Regions from separate parts of the Mus musculus genome. Here region 2 is linked to region 1. The links are chromatin loops, found by intact Hi-C in ENCODE. Cell type or tissue: left cerebral cortex. All regions are shown on one strand.

What was found. A loop is a pair of places that touch in the nucleus more often than their neighbours do. Peaks named below come from ENCODE experiments on the same cell type or tissue, not always from the same donor. Only the 100,000 strongest peaks of a DNase experiment are listed, where the experiment ranks them.
Region 2: a loop joins it to region 1, with 7 times the contacts of the local background. A loop is called at or near these places in 2 of 42 quality-filtered maps.

Annotation. Positions count from the first base shown.
Region 1 is chr9:42,179,698-42,187,697 of GRCm38, reverse strand. 4930546K05Rik (RIKEN cDNA 4930546K05 gene) reads left to right here. Exons shown (of 7, transcript NR_040754.1): 6 at 1,363-1,572; 7 at 3,764-5,460. Among named protein-coding and RNA genes, the nearest start is that of Gm36390, 8.2 kb to the left of the region's middle. In left cerebral cortex, no CTCF peak of the experiment used is centred here; DNase peaks (open chromatin) are centred at 3,462, 4,060, 6,354, 7,483 and 2 more places; H3K27ac peaks cover 2,237 bases.
Region 2 is chr9:42,078,569-42,086,568 of GRCm38, reverse strand. It overlaps Sorl1 (sortilin-related receptor, LDLR class A repeats-containing), which reads left to right. Exons shown (of 48, transcript NM_011436.4): 6 at 4,601-4,781. Among named protein-coding and RNA genes, the nearest start is that of Sorl1, 42 kb to the left of the region's middle. In left cerebral cortex, no CTCF peak of the experiment used is centred here; DNase peaks (open chromatin) are centred at 311, 2,757 and 3,852; H3K27ac peaks cover 3,736 bases.

The sequences.
Region 1 (8,000 bases):
GAGCAGAGCAGAGGCACCTAGTGTGGAACCGCAGCCATGCATGAGGAGACGCTACAATGAGCTGGCTTGCCCAAATGGTGCTCACCAGCCTTGTAAACTCAGGGTGGGTGCTGGGGGTTTGTGGAGAAGGCCTTGTGCATGCTAAACACACACTCCAGCCCTGGGCTGCATTCCCAGACTGGCTTCTATTTTGAATCTTGGCCATCTGTTTCCTCCCAGGACCCTGCTCTCTCATATGGCTTCCTCTACAGGTTAAAACATATAGTTCCCAAATACCAGGCACATGCCAAGTATCTCATGAAATTTTCTGTGGTGTCTCTCTCTCTCTCTCTCTTTTTTAATTGCATTTTTACTTTGTGTGTGTGTGTTTGTGTATGTGTGCATTCATACCACAGTGCTCTTGTAGAAGTCTGAGAACAAAACTCCAGAGCCCATTCTCTTCTTCCACCACATGGGACCTGGGAATTTAACTAGGACTATCATTCTTGGATGCAAGTCCCTTTATTTTCTGAGCTGTCTTATTGGCTATCTTTTGTGTGTGTGTGTGTGTGTGTGTGTGTGTGTGTGCTTCACAAGTACAACTAAGACAAAGACTCCAATCAGAAGACAAATAGAGCAGTCACTGCCATCAAACCATTCATCAATTCCAAACTTGGATTCTGAAAGTGTCTTCCTGCAGATCTCGTTGGATCTAATTTTATATATATATATATATATATATATATATCACCAAGAGAAGGGACATACACTCCATGGCTGCCAGCAGGGAGTGACCACAGGCACTTTCATGCACTCACACAATGGAAAATCATGATGCCCTAAACTAGAATGAGAACAGTTTTTATGCTTTAGTTTGGAAAATGTTTTATTGAAATAATGGTAATTGAAAAAGTAAAATCAAAATATACTGTCAATGACAAAGCATATGTATTTGTTTATATCAAATCTTCTCTTCATTTTTGGAAGACTGATTTAAAATAACATTTGCCTCTGAGATGGACTAACTCACTGGGGAAGAGGAAAGATTTACAGATAGTCTTTTAAGCTGAATTTAATGAATAACCTATTCAAACCATTAGATGGAAAATACAAACTGGGGGCAGTGGCTCACATCTGTGATAGACTGGGGGAGCAGGAGTTATTACCTTGGGCTGCACAAGGCCCTATTTCAGAAAATAAAAGTTAAAAGAAGGAAGACAAAAAGAAAATATTACATTCATGAACAACTCAAGGGTTTAGACAGACTGAGGGAAAACTTGGTAGTCTGAACAAAGCTAAACTCAAACTTATTTTTTATTCGTTTAGTTATCTTTTATTAACAGATTTCTCTCTCTGGTCATAACTCACTCACCCTATTTTTAGGTATGGTCTGAATTGCAAGGACACACATCAGTTGCACAGCTGGAGCAAACAGCTGGGAAGCCTGTCTGGGGAGACATCTGCCTGAGGTGGCTGGTGAGCCAAGAATGAGGAGTGGTCACACTTTGCAGCCCAGGCACCTCCTGAGAATGACAGCCCTCCAGTCAGATCTATCCTGAGAGGAACCTAGTGCCTGCCACAGTCCCTTGCAATGTAAGTTGATGAAGTTGATTTCACAGTCCCTGATCCCTGTAGCCACACTTTGTAACTGTCTTCTCTCCTTTGGCTTGTGGTCCTTCTCTCACCAAGGCATAGACCTGTTTCTCCACCTCTTGACTCTGGGTGGGACTGTGAACTAGATCTAGCCAATCAGATGAATAATGGTGATTCTCCCTCTCTCCCTCTCTCCCTCTCTCCCTCTCTCCCTCTCTCCCTCTCTCCCTCTCTCCCTCTCTCCCTCTCTCCCTCTCTCCCTCTCTCCCTCTCTCCTGCTTTGGGCCGGGGCTGACCCATTAGGGCCTGATGCTCTAGACATTTGACCGAGCCGTTTTACTTGACCTGTCATAAGGTCAGATGTATGAGAGAGACTAGATGTCTATCTATTCCATACCTCAATGCATGCTGTTTTCTGATGCTGTGCTTCATGGATATATCTGAAATGGCATTTTCCCAGTCTGGGTATCAGTCCATCCCTTCTTCCCTGTCCCCTCTTCCTGCCCTGTCTCTAGTGCTGCTACTGATGCCTCTTCTTGTCTGTTGCTATGTTGTTGGTTTTTCCCCTCCTTGTCCCATCCGTCTGTAAGATTTCCACCCCAGGTCTTTGGGAGTCTTCTTTTCTTTATGAAGACTCTGTGTCACGCCTGACTTGTGCTAATAACATTTGTATGCCTTTCTCCTGGGCATCCATTTTATTCAAGTTAATTCTGAGCCCTAGGGGTGGGGAGAGGAAAGCTTGGCTTCCTCTACATGATCCCTTTCAGTCCCTGTGGTAAGCTCCGCGTATTCAAAAACACCCATTTCGTACCACTTCATTAATTTGTAGTCTCTGACCTCAAGGGATGCACAGTCCTGGTTGGGGGTGGGGGTGGAGGCAGACAGAACCTAAGATGTGAGCCAACCATTATCCAGAGGTGAGAGAAGAAACTCAGCTGAGTCTCAATGAGTGGCAAAGCTTACTAGAAATGACCTCTAAGTTGTTTTCAAGGACAAATGAAAGTTTGGGGGTGGGGCCGAGGCAAAGAAATTGGAAGGGGTTTCCAGGCAAAGGGTCTGAGATAAGGGGAGACATAGGTCAACGAGTGATAGACACACAGTGACATTTTCCCTCTTTTCTCTCACTCCCAGCCCTACCTGGCTTCACACCCTCACAGCCTCCTGCTTCTATGGATCCCACGTGCTCTTACATGGTCTGTCAGCAGTCTCTTCTTGTCTGGCTGCTCAGAGTAGCCCCAGCCCTGCATTACACCCCCCCTGCACTTTAACAGGATCCTGCCACAGTGCCTCTGCACCTCAGAGTCTGAGGAGTGCTTCATTATTGCACCAATGTTAGAGGGAAGGCCGGTAACCTTCCCGGCCCTGTGGCCCTTTTAATAGTAAATTTCATGAGCTGTGAATTTGCAAAAAGGCATGTTCTCTGCCCTGACACTTTGAGCTATCTTCTCATACAGCTCTTCTTGACAGCATGTCTTAGGGAGCTAATTAGGCTATGGTGTGGGGCTGGTTCTTTGACTCATTTCTACTGAGCACCTAAGAGCAGAATCTCCCCCCAGCACTCTGTAACCTAGTATAGGGTCGAAGGGTCGAAGGCTTACCATGAACAACCAGCTAAAGGTTTCAAGCCTCACTTTGCTCCTGGCTAAGAAGAAGGATGGGGGAGGGGCATCCCTGAGCTTCAGTGTTCTCATTACAAAATGAGATTGAAGGTCCATTGTTAAGGATTAGAGACCATAGGTGTGCTACATGTGACAGGTGTGCTATGGGGACAAAGCCAGAATTATACAGTAGGCACTACTTAAGAAATGACATAGAACCACCCTGATGGTGCAGAAAAGGGGTGGCATATGTGAAGGGATCAGAGCAGACTGTATTCAGACAGAGCTAGCACTGGAAAAGGCGGCTGAGCACTAAACAGAAAACTGTACACAGAGCTTTGTAGGCAAAGGAAGTTAAATACATAAACAAATTCTCATAGACAAGCTTGCATATGGCATATTTGGGAGACCAAGCACTCATCTGTCCCCCCTACACACACACACACACACACACACACACACACACACACACAAACACACCCCTACACCGCCATCCAGTTTGTGAATTTGGGGGGGAGGGTAGGGTGGGAACATTCTTTTTAAAAAAAAAAACAGAGCTCTCAAAAACATTTTTTTTTTTTTACATTGACTAGGTTGCCTTTGCTGTAAAGATGAAAATGATGGGAAATAAATTTTTCCAGAAGATCTGGTCCATATGCTGCTGCCCGCCATGGCTGGAGTCTCGGATTCAACCATTGTGTTGGCTGCCTGCTGCCCAGACTGAGTGGGGTGAACTCAGGACAGAGCCTTGCTTTGGCATGAATACCTCTGCCTTCTCTTGCTGACACATTCCCTCCACCACTCAAGAATGCACAGAGCCCTTGCCAGGTTGAGAATGCCTGACTGTGACAGCAGCGTTTGCAAAGTAAAGAGCCTATTTATGAAGATAATGGCAGTGCCCAGACCAGGCCCACCGTGGGAGAATCTTGGCTCGTAATTAGCAAGAACAGTGCATTTTAATGAGGATGCCTGGTAGGCAGTCGGCTCCTGCCTGGACTGCCAACAAATCTGGGCCAGAGGGAGTGTTGGCAGTGAGGACAAGGAGCAGGTGAGGGGAACAACATAGAAGAAAATGTGCTCATCTTTCGGAAACTTGAAAGCTTTAGGATGGTTTCATTTCCCCATTACCCTGGCTGTCGTCCCTTGGGCTGTTTCTCTGGAAGCAAACAGCTTGGAGAAGATATATCAGATCTGGTAACTAGCAATCCCAAACATTGCTGGAGTGAACAGCAAAGGCCTAGGGGCCTTGGGGTGGAGGCTCAGAAATGTGGGCATTTTATTTTTCCTGAAAGGCAATTAGGCCATTGCTATGAAGCCTGTGGAGAAACTGGAATCTCAAAGCTTTCTGAAGAGAACAGCTATGGCTTTTGAAGCTGTGAGCCCTGGTGGAGGTGATCATTATTACCAAGGTTAGCTTAAGTCAGAGCCTTTGAGCTTTGTTGCTGGAGGCTGACAGACTACCGCTGAGGGGTATGACCTAAGGAAAATGGGACTTCTCAGCCTCTCTGTTGTTTCAGAGTTCTGGCTCAGGGAGAATGGGCTTCCCATTGAACAGGGTGAATGTTCATGCATAGGTGATTATAGCAATTCCAAGATAGGTGAAGGGACTGTGATATGCCGAATCCTGGGTACCACGAGCGTCTTAGTCAGTGTTCTATTACTGTAAAGAGACACCATGACCATGGCAGCTCTTACAAAAGAAAGCATTTAATGAAGGCTGGCTAACAGTTTCAGAAGTTTAGTCCATTGTTGTCACGATGGGGAGCATGGAGGCATGCAGGTAGACATGGTGCTGCAGATGCAGTTGAAAATTTTACTTCTGGACCCACAGGAAACAGGAAGAGAGAGATGGAAAACAGGAAGAGAGAGACAGGAAACAGGAAGAGAGACACACACTAGGCCTTGCTTGAGTTTTGAAACCTCAAAAGCCAACCCTAGAAACATACTTCCTCCAACAAGGCCACACCTCCTAAACCTTCTCAAGTAGTGCCACTTCCTGATGACTAAGCGTTCAAATACATGAGCCTGTAGGAGCCATTCTTATTCAAACCACCACAGCAAGAATTCTCAGGTCAGACGGATGAAGGCTATCTTGTTATATCTGATATATAAGGGACAATCATAGAAGCCCTTAACGAAAAACGAAAGGGATACTTATAATTACAGGTATCGAGTTGGGTGGTGAACTCAATTCAGATAGACCACGGCAGTGGGTTCAGTTCAATGTTTGCAGGCAATTTGAAAAAGCAGAGGTGATCTTTAGAAGTATTAATAAAAACCACTATCAAAGTAAATTAATGAAATGTGTCAGATGCTGAAGAATGACTCAGGTGTTAAAAGCACTGGCTGCACCTTCAGAGGACCTGGGTTCAAGTCTCAGCACTCACATGGTGACTCACAACAATCTATAGCTCTGGGAAATCATCTCACATTGTCTTCTGGCCTCTGTGGGCCCGAGGCATGGACATGGTACACAGACACATATTCAGGCAGAACATCTATACATATTTAATAATTAATAGCAGCAATAATAATTTTAAAACATAGGGAATGCTAGTTATCTCCTCATGTCTATTGTGTTCAGTTTTTCATAGCAGCAGAATAACAAAAGCAATAACAAATCAGAATAAATGCATTTGTTACCTGCTGCTGCTGTGACAAACCACACAAAGTTAGTGTCTTAAATCAACACAATTTACTGCTTTATACTTTGAGAAGCTGGAAATAAACAAGGGTCTTCTGGAGGCTAGAGGAGACCCTCTGTGTTCTTGCTTTGTCTAGAGGCCACCTTCCTCTTTGGCTACTACCCTCTCCCCCATCTTCAAAACCAGTAACAAAGCATCTTCAGCCATTCTCTCACCTCTCTCCTTTATCCCTTTCTGAAGGACCCTCACACATGCATTGCCCCCCCCCCCCAGATAAAGCAGGGTAAATCCCTTCTCTTGAAATACCTAATTTAACCTCATCTGGAAAGTATCTTTGTCATGACCTTCAGGGACAAGATAATGAACATCTTTGTGGAGTCCTACTATGTCCACCATAAAAAAAAAAAAAAAGAATTTTTCAGCCTCACTTGCAGCTAGACTTGACATATGTGACTAAGCTCTGGAGGTGGATGTGAGCTCTGAAAGCTGTCAGGATAAAAATAAAACCACGGTGTCTATCCTGAAAGGAAGAATGGAAGAAGAAAGAAATAGTCCCAAAGATTAGACAGAGGTACAAACTTGCACCTGCAACCTCTACACTCTGCAGGGACACCTGCTCATTGGTTGATTGCACTGTGGAGCCAAGAACCATGTTTGTTGAAAGCATCATAGGTAGGTAGTTGTCTTAGTTTGGGCTTTATTGCTGTGAAGAGACACCATGAGCAAGGCAACTTTCATAGGGGAGAACCTTTAATTGGGCTGGCTTACAGCTTCAGAGGTTCAGTCCATTATCATTATGGCAGAAAGCATGGCAGTGTCCAGGCAGACATGGTGCTGGAGAAGGAGCTGAGTGTTCTACATCTTGATGCAAAGGCAGCCAGAAGGAAACTCTCTTCTACAGACAGCCAGGAGGAACCTCTCTTTCCATACTGGATAGAACTTGAGCATAGAGATCTCAAAGACCCCTCACTCACACAGTGACACACTTACTACGCAAAAGCCACTCCAATAACGCCACACCTCCTAATAGTGCCACTTCCATTGAGTCAACCACATTCAAACTACTGTAAAGCTTACCGGGGACCCCCTGAATTAACCATGCAGAATCGATGCAAAAAGCAAGAGGAATTTATTGTTCTAGTGCACTGGGGTTATCCCAGGCCCTAAGGAAAGGCTGCCACCCCCAGAGGCCTGTTTGGAGAGTTTTTATTTGTTTTCCAGGGGCGGAATAGAGCATCAGCATATCACAATATGATTTGGTGGAACAGTGCGCCCTTTAAACTGATTGGTCTTTAGGGAATGAGGAAGTAGGGGCTTACTCAGCCTCTCCCTTCTGGTCTCCGTGCTCTCTACCTGTCTCTTCCAGGAGCGGAGGAGTCCAGTGGAATTTTGGAAAATTCCAAAGCTCTGAGCTGACCTCTTTGCTACCACAGCAGTCTAGGGCACTTCTTTCTCCTTCCACAAGTATGCACAGAGCTTGCTAACTCAAGTGGATTCTCACTGTTCTGTGTTTCCAAGCACACCCTTGCCCTGGAGCATCTCGATAATGGCATAACTACTTCCCTTCTTAGTCCTGTTCTTAGAGGAAGCGATTGCTGTCTTGGAGAAGTGGAACCATGAGTCTTTGGAACCTGGCAGCTGAGGCCAATTCTTGGGTGTTGATCAACAACAGAAGTGTGTGCCTTTATAATTCTTGGGCCAATGCCAGCTACAAACTTAGACTTCTCTTAAACTTCTGTTCAAGGAAAGAACCAACTTCCATCTACCTCACTAAAGCTATGTAGGCAGAGTTTTAACTCATCAAAGAGCACATTCTATGCTCAGGAAATAGAATTGACAGAAACTTCCAGACTGAAAACTAACTCTCTCTCTCTCTCTCATTCTCTCTCTCTCTCTCTCTCTCTCTCTCTCTCTCTCTCTCTCTCTCTCTCTCTCTTGTTCATTGGTGTGTATTTTGTTTTCTTGTATGTCTTTGTGAAGGTGTTACATCCCCAGAGTTATAGGTAGTTGTACACTACCATGTAGGAGCTGGGAATTGAACCCAGGTCCTCTAGAAGAACAGCCAGTGCTCTTAACCACTAAGCCATCTATCTCTCCAGCCCATGACAGAAACTCTCAGACAAGAAGTGTCTAACAAAAACTCTTATATCTGTGTGTTTAAAATAAAGAAATAAGGGGTAAAGCC
Region 2 (8,000 bases), 100 kb after region 1:
ATTATATGTCTGGTCACACCTGGCTGTCCTTTTGCGTGTAGCAAGAGCAGCTGCGATCCGTTCATTTAGCAAAAATCCCAAACACCAGCTATGATTGTGAGGTCCAGTCCTCTGTGTATTGGCTCTCTTGACTTCTTTCTCCTCCATGGCTTCTACTTTTATTTCCTCCTACTTTCCTCTCCCGTCTCCACCCCCATGTGAGTTTTTACATTTTTAAAAGGAAGTGAGAGCATACTACGCTTTTTCGTGTGTCTGGCCTGTTTGACTTAACATAATATCTTCTAGGTCTCTCCGCATCGTCACGCAGCAGCTTCATTTAAAGATGGACTAATATCCCACTGTGTCTATATGCCACAGTCTCTTCTTGCATTTCTCTGTCTGTTAATCAACACTTTAGCTATCTCAGCTCGAGAATCGTGCCGCAGTACACATGGGGGTGCGGACCTCAGGGGCAGTGAGTTCATTTCCGGTGGGGTTTATATCCAGACTGCACAGTCATATGGCAGTGCTACTTTTAATTTCTGCAGGTCCTCCCCAGGCTTGGGGACGTGCTCACGATGCGAGCCTCACACAGGTTCTGCCTTTCTCCCCACTCTCCCAACACCCCGGTCTACTGTCTTTTAAGTGATAGCTGTTTTTCTGTAGGGAACTTTCTGAAGATTCTACTTAGAATTACAAGTATTGCTCTGCTGGTTCAGCTACATGGTACCCTTTTTGTGTGTAATCCTTTATTTTGCTCTAGCATACAGTTGTATGGCTTATTAACTGTTTGCCTTCAATAGGGCGAAAGTATCGCAGGGATGAGATTTTGGTAGTCTCGTGCACTGCTGAGTCCCCAGGGAAATTGTAACTTGGGTAGACATTGCCAAATGTTCCATGGACATTGTCAAATTTACTTTCATCTTAGTAGAATAGAATAGCGTCTTTATCTACAGCTAAGGGCACAGTGTCTCATTTAGCTTTAATTTGCATTTTTCTCATTATGAATGAGTTTGAATGTCTTTGCTTAAGAACACTACCTGCCTCCTATAAGATAGGCCTCATGTAATACTGGATAGCTTTGAACTCTTTATGTATTTGGTAAGAATCATGAACTCCTAATCAAGCATGAATTTAAAAAAAATGTTCTTCTTAGCAAGTTCCATGACAACTATGATGGCTACACAGAGAAGTCCCATATAAATCAATCAATCAATCAATCCATCCATCCATCAATCAAATAAAAAGAACAAAACAAAATGTTCTTCTTTTGGGGCATTTCTGCTAATGTCTCTTGCCCCTTCTCTGATTATTACTCTTCTTATTGATTTCTGAGAACTCTTTATATATTGAGATTAGGCTCTTTAGGTATCATATGAGAGAGGTTATATATGTGCTTTTGTTTGTCAGTTATTATTTGACTTCTGAGATTTATATTTAGTTTTAGTCTACATTGACTATAGTGGATAAAGAGGATGTAGTTTCTGCCCGTGTTTATTTTGGCTGCTTGTTTGAACTGAATGTTTTCGAGTCGATATTATTCCCTTAGTAACTAAGGATGGTGAAGAAAGATGATAGCTAAGCATCTTCCAAGTCACAAGGACTTTGCTCTCAGAGCAGGCAGCTTCCCTGATCCCTTGGTTATTTTCCTTGGGCAGAGGCTGTGGGTATTTTAGGAAAATTATAACGATGCTGTCAGGAAAGAACTGCCTCCATCCAGGAGTCCCGTAAATTTCTCTTGCCTTCTGGGGAGAAATTGATTGAAAACAATTTTAGGTTTATATGCATGAGTGTTTTACCTGCATGTATATGTATGGATCCCAAGTGTGCCTGGTGCGTACAGAGTCAGAAGAGAGCATTGGATCACTGGAGTTAGATGGTTGTGAGCCACCACGTGTGTTCTGGGAACTGGACCCTGGTCCTCTCTGAGAGCAGCCAGAACTCTTAACCACGGAGCCATCTCTACCATCCCCAAATTTATCATTTTAATGAGCAGCATATTGAGAGGTCGAGCCAGCAGTGTAACCAAATGCAGGAGTATTTAGCTTAGGCCTTTGCTCTCTAACTTCTGCAGGCTCACAGGTGTGTTAAAGGGTTTGGCTCACTTTATTTCAGATCCTTGGAAGTCTAGTATTGAGATTTATGGTGGCTGGGGGGATTTCTTCATAAATGTCTTTCAACATAAGAAACAGTGCAAGCCGATCTTTCAAAGAATTAACACAGGTTTCATTCACCATGCTTGTCAGCCTTGGAACAACAGGCAAGGAGGAAGGGGCCGGGGCCGAGAAAGCTAGTAAATGTATGTGCAGATAGGATAGGGGAAGACCTGTAACAGGGCAGCCCATGCAAGGGTGTCCTGTGCAGCTTCCCTATGGGGCTATGGGTGAGGCAGTGGGGCCTCGTGTGAAACTATGCTTAGAAATAGCCAATGGATGGGATTTCTTTATGGAAGACAGAATGAAAAGTATCTAAGATCCAGAGAGAAGCAGGAGGCAAGGAGATGCCAGAGTATAGGAATCTGTAGGTTGAACCAACCCCAGAATTAGGATGTCCAAATATGGACGAGAGGAGAGAGCTGGGATTAGAGGTATAAGGCTTCTGTCTCTAGACCTTGGCTTCCTCTTTTGGCTAGAGCAAGGGATAATAGAAATGAGTTCATCTCAAAATATGTCAAGAAGGGTTCCTTCCTCTCTGCTTTTTAAAAATACCCACCAGCCTCCTTGTCATTTGCATATCCTCCAGGCTAGAGGAAGTACTTTAATCAGTACTTCTAATTGTGGAGAAGAGAACATGTCACCAGCCGCCCCCACACTAGCATCTGATCGGGAAGAATGGATTTCTCCCACGCTGGGACCAGGCTGCTGGCTTCTCTATCACTCTGCTCAGAGTCCAGATTGTAGGGCCAACATCAAGTCTTCTGCTAGTGTGAAATGAGACTCTCTCCTTTTATCTCTTGTCATCTTCTTGTGTGCGTGTTCACATGTGTGTATGTGTTCACATTTGTGTGTTCACATGTGTGTGCGTGTAGGCCAGAGGTTGATGTGCATCTTCCTCTATCTAATGTGTATCAGTCTCTATCTTATGTTTCTGGGATAGGGTCTTTGATTGAACTTGGCACTCACTGGCTAGACTCCGTTCCCATCTCCCCGGTGCTAGGATTGGAGGACACCACACACTGCCTGTCACACGGTACAACAGCCACTTGCTTTAATGGCTGTACCACGTCCCCGGTTCTATTTCTTCCTTTTAAAAGAATCTGTTTTCTTTGACGAACATGGCCTTGATGGTCCATCTCAGGAGGAATTGGAAATGACCCTCACCTCCAATATGCTAAGTGCCCCCAGGGTATTGTGGAACTGTGTACAGGCAGCTGCAGAAATGCCACCCTCAGCTCAGTGCCCAAGTCGTCTCCGCATGGCTACTCTGGAGTTCTTTCCTTGACTTCCCAGTTAGTTTTCCATTTGCTGGCTCACCAGCTTTGGCAGGTTTTGTGAGTGTGAGGAATCCTGGGCACATCAGTGGCCTTCCCAGGTTCTGGTTGGTGCTTTACTTGAGGGCACTAGCTTAGAGCTTCTCCACTGGACTTTGACCTTACTCCTAAGTTACAGTTGGGGTTGGTATGTATAGTAGTGGGCCAGGCATCGAATACAGTGAGCATCTCTTTAGCCAGGGATCCTGTTATCTCATTGTCCCCAGGCCATGTGACATGCCCACGGAGCTTGCCCAAAACCATGTGACTCGGTGGGTAAGAGGCCCCACTATAGCACAATGAGACTGACTCCAGAATTCACCCAGCCTCAGTACTTTCATCCCTTATGTTGAGTTAAAAACTCCCCCACAAAAGCCTTGCTAGTGCATGTTCCGAGTGAGTGAGTGGCTAACACTGGGAGGAGAAAGAGGAGCACTGGGAAGGATGCTTGGAGGACGGTGATTTGAACTTGGTCTCAGAGGAGAGGATTTAGGTGGGAGGATTGAGTTTGTACAAAGGGTGCCTCTACACAGAGGTATCCACCGAAGCATGAGGAGGACGAGGGTGCCTGCCCTCTCTGAAGGATGCCTTGCGTGACAGCTGAGCAGGTGCCTCGAGAGAGACGAGATGTACTGGTAAGACGACTCCAGATGGCATGGATTAGTGATGTCTGCAAGGAACAGGCAAGGAAACACCTGAAAGACAGGCCACTGGGCTCTGAGGGTTCTCATGTGGCCCGTGTGCTACTGTACCATCGAGTCTGTGGCACCTGGCAAAAATGCCTCTCCGGGCAAGGTTCCGAGCTTGGCACTAGGAACTTGCTTCTTGCCTCCAGGAGCCCGATGATGCTTATTTCTTCAGAGCCTCCCTACCTTTTGCCTTTTGCTTTTTCCGTTCTTTTGCAACAGGGCCAGAGATGGCTGCGCACAAATCCCAGGATGTCTTGGAAACAGCCACAGCAGAGTAAAACGCTTGATAAGTGGCAGATCCCCAATTTCTGTCCCTCACTAAGGAACAACCAAAGGCACATGCTTGAGGCAGAGTGCCATTTGTAGCTGGCACTACGCCGATCCTGCACGGTTGTCCTCCCAGGGAAATGTCTGTGCTTTAGTGATTAACTAGGAAATGGTAACAGTTGCTTCTTCTTTCCAGGGGAATCGACCCCTATGATCAGCCAAACGCTATCTACATTGAGCGACATGAACCCTTTGGGTTCTCCACAGTGCTCCGCAGTACAGACTTCTTCCAGTCCCGGGAAAACCAGGAAGTGATCCTGGAGGAAGTGAGAGACTTTCAGCTTCGCGACAAGTATATGTTTGCTACAAAGGTGGTGGTAAGTTGAGGACGCTCAGCAGTGCGCGGCTCCCGCACCCACCTGGACGAGTTTGTATGACGTCAGCTGGATGATAGACTTGCCGTAGCTTGGCTGAAGGATCCTGGTTGTCAGTGAACATACCTGAAGAAGGTAGAAGGCCAGAGTGGAGAAATTTAGAGCAGGCAATCAAAGTATCGATCAGGAAAAAAAAAATCTAGAAAGCTGCTTGTCTCCCTGTAGCCAAGCATCCCAGACAAAGACAGATCTCACTTTAGGTGTGTGTGGTTGAGTGTGTATGTGTTAGCATGTGTGTGTGGGCATTTGTGTGGTGTCAACAAAGGTTGACCTCAAGTGGTTTTGTTGTTGTTTGTTTTTGTTTGTTGGTTTTTTTCTCTCTCTCTCTCTCCACTGCAGTTCAGTTAGAGGCTTGCTGGTCAGTCAGCTCCAGGGAACCTTCCATCCCAGCTTCCCCAGAACCACTGTGTCTGGTTCCTCACCCCCAATGGGGCCTGGGGATTGAACTCAGGACCTCATGCTTGCCCAGTAAATGTCTCACCAACTGAGCTAGCTCCTCAGCTCCTAAAAACAACCTTCTTTGTACTCTCAGTAAAAAGAATATGGACAGGAGCCATGGTGCTTGAAGGCTCATGTTCCTTTAAATCCCACTACCTGGTTTCCTTCCCATTTAGACTCATCTCTCTGAGATTTCTGGACGCTTTCATTTACATGGCTCATAGGATGTGTTGTCACTCCCGAGTGGAAGCTAATATTCAAAGAAAAGGAGTAATTAAGCGTCCAGCTGTCAGTAAGTCGCTTAATGCTCAGCCTTGAGGAGGTTTTGATGTGCAAGAGCCAGATGCTGACACTGGAGGCCTCAAACCAGAGCAGGTTACCGAGCAGGACTCTGTGACCTCGTTCCAAGGGACTGAGCCTGCTCTGCCAAGGGCACCTTGGATCCTTGCTCCTGCTTACTGACCGTGGAAAGCCTCTGGTACTCGGGAGGTTGTCAATGCTTTCTGTCACTGTTAACTGAGGGACTGAAGCCGGGAAGAGTGTTTCTCTTCAGATTCTCGTTCATTGATTCCTACAGTTGGTAGCAGGTGGGCAGAGGCAGATCAGCCTCATTGATAGAATCCTAGGGTCCTCACAACCAGGGGAAGCAACGAGCGAGGAGGGCTGGAGAAAGAGTAGAGATGGCCAAAAGCTACAGACAGTCCCCAGGATGTACCTTGCAAAAATGTGTTTTCTTAGTTTATTAAAAGTTGCATTATATTTGTTTCTTATTTAGCACGCGCACGCGCGTGCGTGCGTGTGTGTGTGTGTGTGTGTGTGTGTGTGTGTGTGTGTGTGTGTGTGTGAGACTATGTGGTTATGTGTTCTATGGGGGCATGTATGTGGAGGTCAAAGGGCGGCCTGTGGGAGTTGGTTTTCTCCTTCAACCATTTCATCCTGGGGATGGAACTCCATGCATCAGACTTGGCCAAAAGCACCTCCACTCCTGAGTTACCTCACTGGCCCGCAAAATGTTTTGTCTTTAAAAGTCATTTAAAATTTTTTATTTATGTGTGTCTGCGTGTGGGTATGCATATGAGTGCTCCCCTGGAGCTAGAGCTCTGGGTAGTGGTGAGCTGCTGCCTGACATGGGTGCTGGGAATTGAACCTCTGTTCTCTGCAAGAGCCGTGTACACTCTTAATCTCAAGGTCATCTTTCCAGCCCCCAGAAATGATTTTTAAAACCACTGATTTGTGGCCATTTTTTTCTGATTATATTAACTCCTAGGTCATCCCTTTCTTGCTTTGTCTGCCTTTCTCATATACACCCGTACGTATGTGTGTGTGTATGTGTAAGTGTATACACATAAAATATACATACCCATATATGTGTATATACACACATGTATATAGACCTATACATGTGCATACATACATGCATGCATACACGCGTACATACATGCTTTCAGAGTAGCTCAGGAACATACCCTCCATCAGTTACCTTGGAAATGAGTAGAGTAATTGAGAGCAGGCAGAAGTGGAAACCAGGCCTTAGCTCTGATGCTTTGTGACCCAAATCGGATAACCCTGAGTCCTTTTTCAGCCTGCAATCTTATCTCTGGCTCCCCAGTGGCTATGGGCCTTTTTTCTTTGAAGTTGTTGGCTTGGAATTAATGCGCGCCTTTAAGTTTTCAGTTCTCACACACTTTGGTGATGCCCTGGCTTGCTCTTGCCTTTGCCTGAGTGGGGCCAGAAGCGGGTGGCTGTTGTTCCTTTTCTCAGCTGGATCTCATGTCCAACAGTTGAAGGTACAATAGCGGGGGCTGTCTGTCTGTCTGTCTGTTTGTCCCTCTGTGGTCTAGCAAGAGGCACAAAGGAGAACCTGTGGAGTTTCTATTACTTCTGGGGTCGTGTCTGCTTTGATGGTCACTGATGTTAGACCCAGTGGCAGGTATGAAGCAGAGTTGAACATATGCTGCCTTGGAACCACACAATTAAAAAAAAAAATCCAAATAACAAAAAACCCAGATAAGTACATTTTTTAAATTCTGGAAGGGTGTATGTATAGTCCTGCCAGGTTGATCACATTGAGAAGTGTAGGAGGTAGTGAAGCATGCTCTGCGACATAACCATAAAGGGTTAAATGGGAGAGAAGGTATGGGGACCCCCATCCTACCCATAGGCTGGGGACCTACCTGAGACACAGTATTTTATCACAGCAACAGGCAAGTGACTCCTTCAGATGCACGAATGTAGTAGGCCCATATGGTAAAAATGGAACCCAGGGCTTTCTACAGGCCAGGCAAGTCATTTACCTAAGTCATGACCTGCCTTTAAAAAAATTCTTTTCTGAGACAAGATCTCTATACATAGCCCAGGCTCATGGCAAACTTGTAATCCTCCTACCTCACTCTCCAAGTGTTGGGTGATAGGTGGGTCTGCTATTTGTCATGTCTGCTGAGCCATTATTTAATATTCTTTTGTTCTTTAACCGTATTTGTGGTACCTGATTTTGGTTTGCTGATTCTAATACTTGTACTTACCCTTGGATAGTTTACGCTGAGACTTCTTCTTTCTTGCCTTTGATTTTTCTTTGTGTGTTAAGGGGACACGGGAAGGAGGGGGAAGACAAAGATGGAAGTCAAGGCTTCATGTATGTTTGGCCAGCACTGTCCTACTGAGCCACATCTCACCATGTAGCCCAGCCTAGGTTTAGCCTTCCTGCCTTGGCCTGTGTAGTGGTGG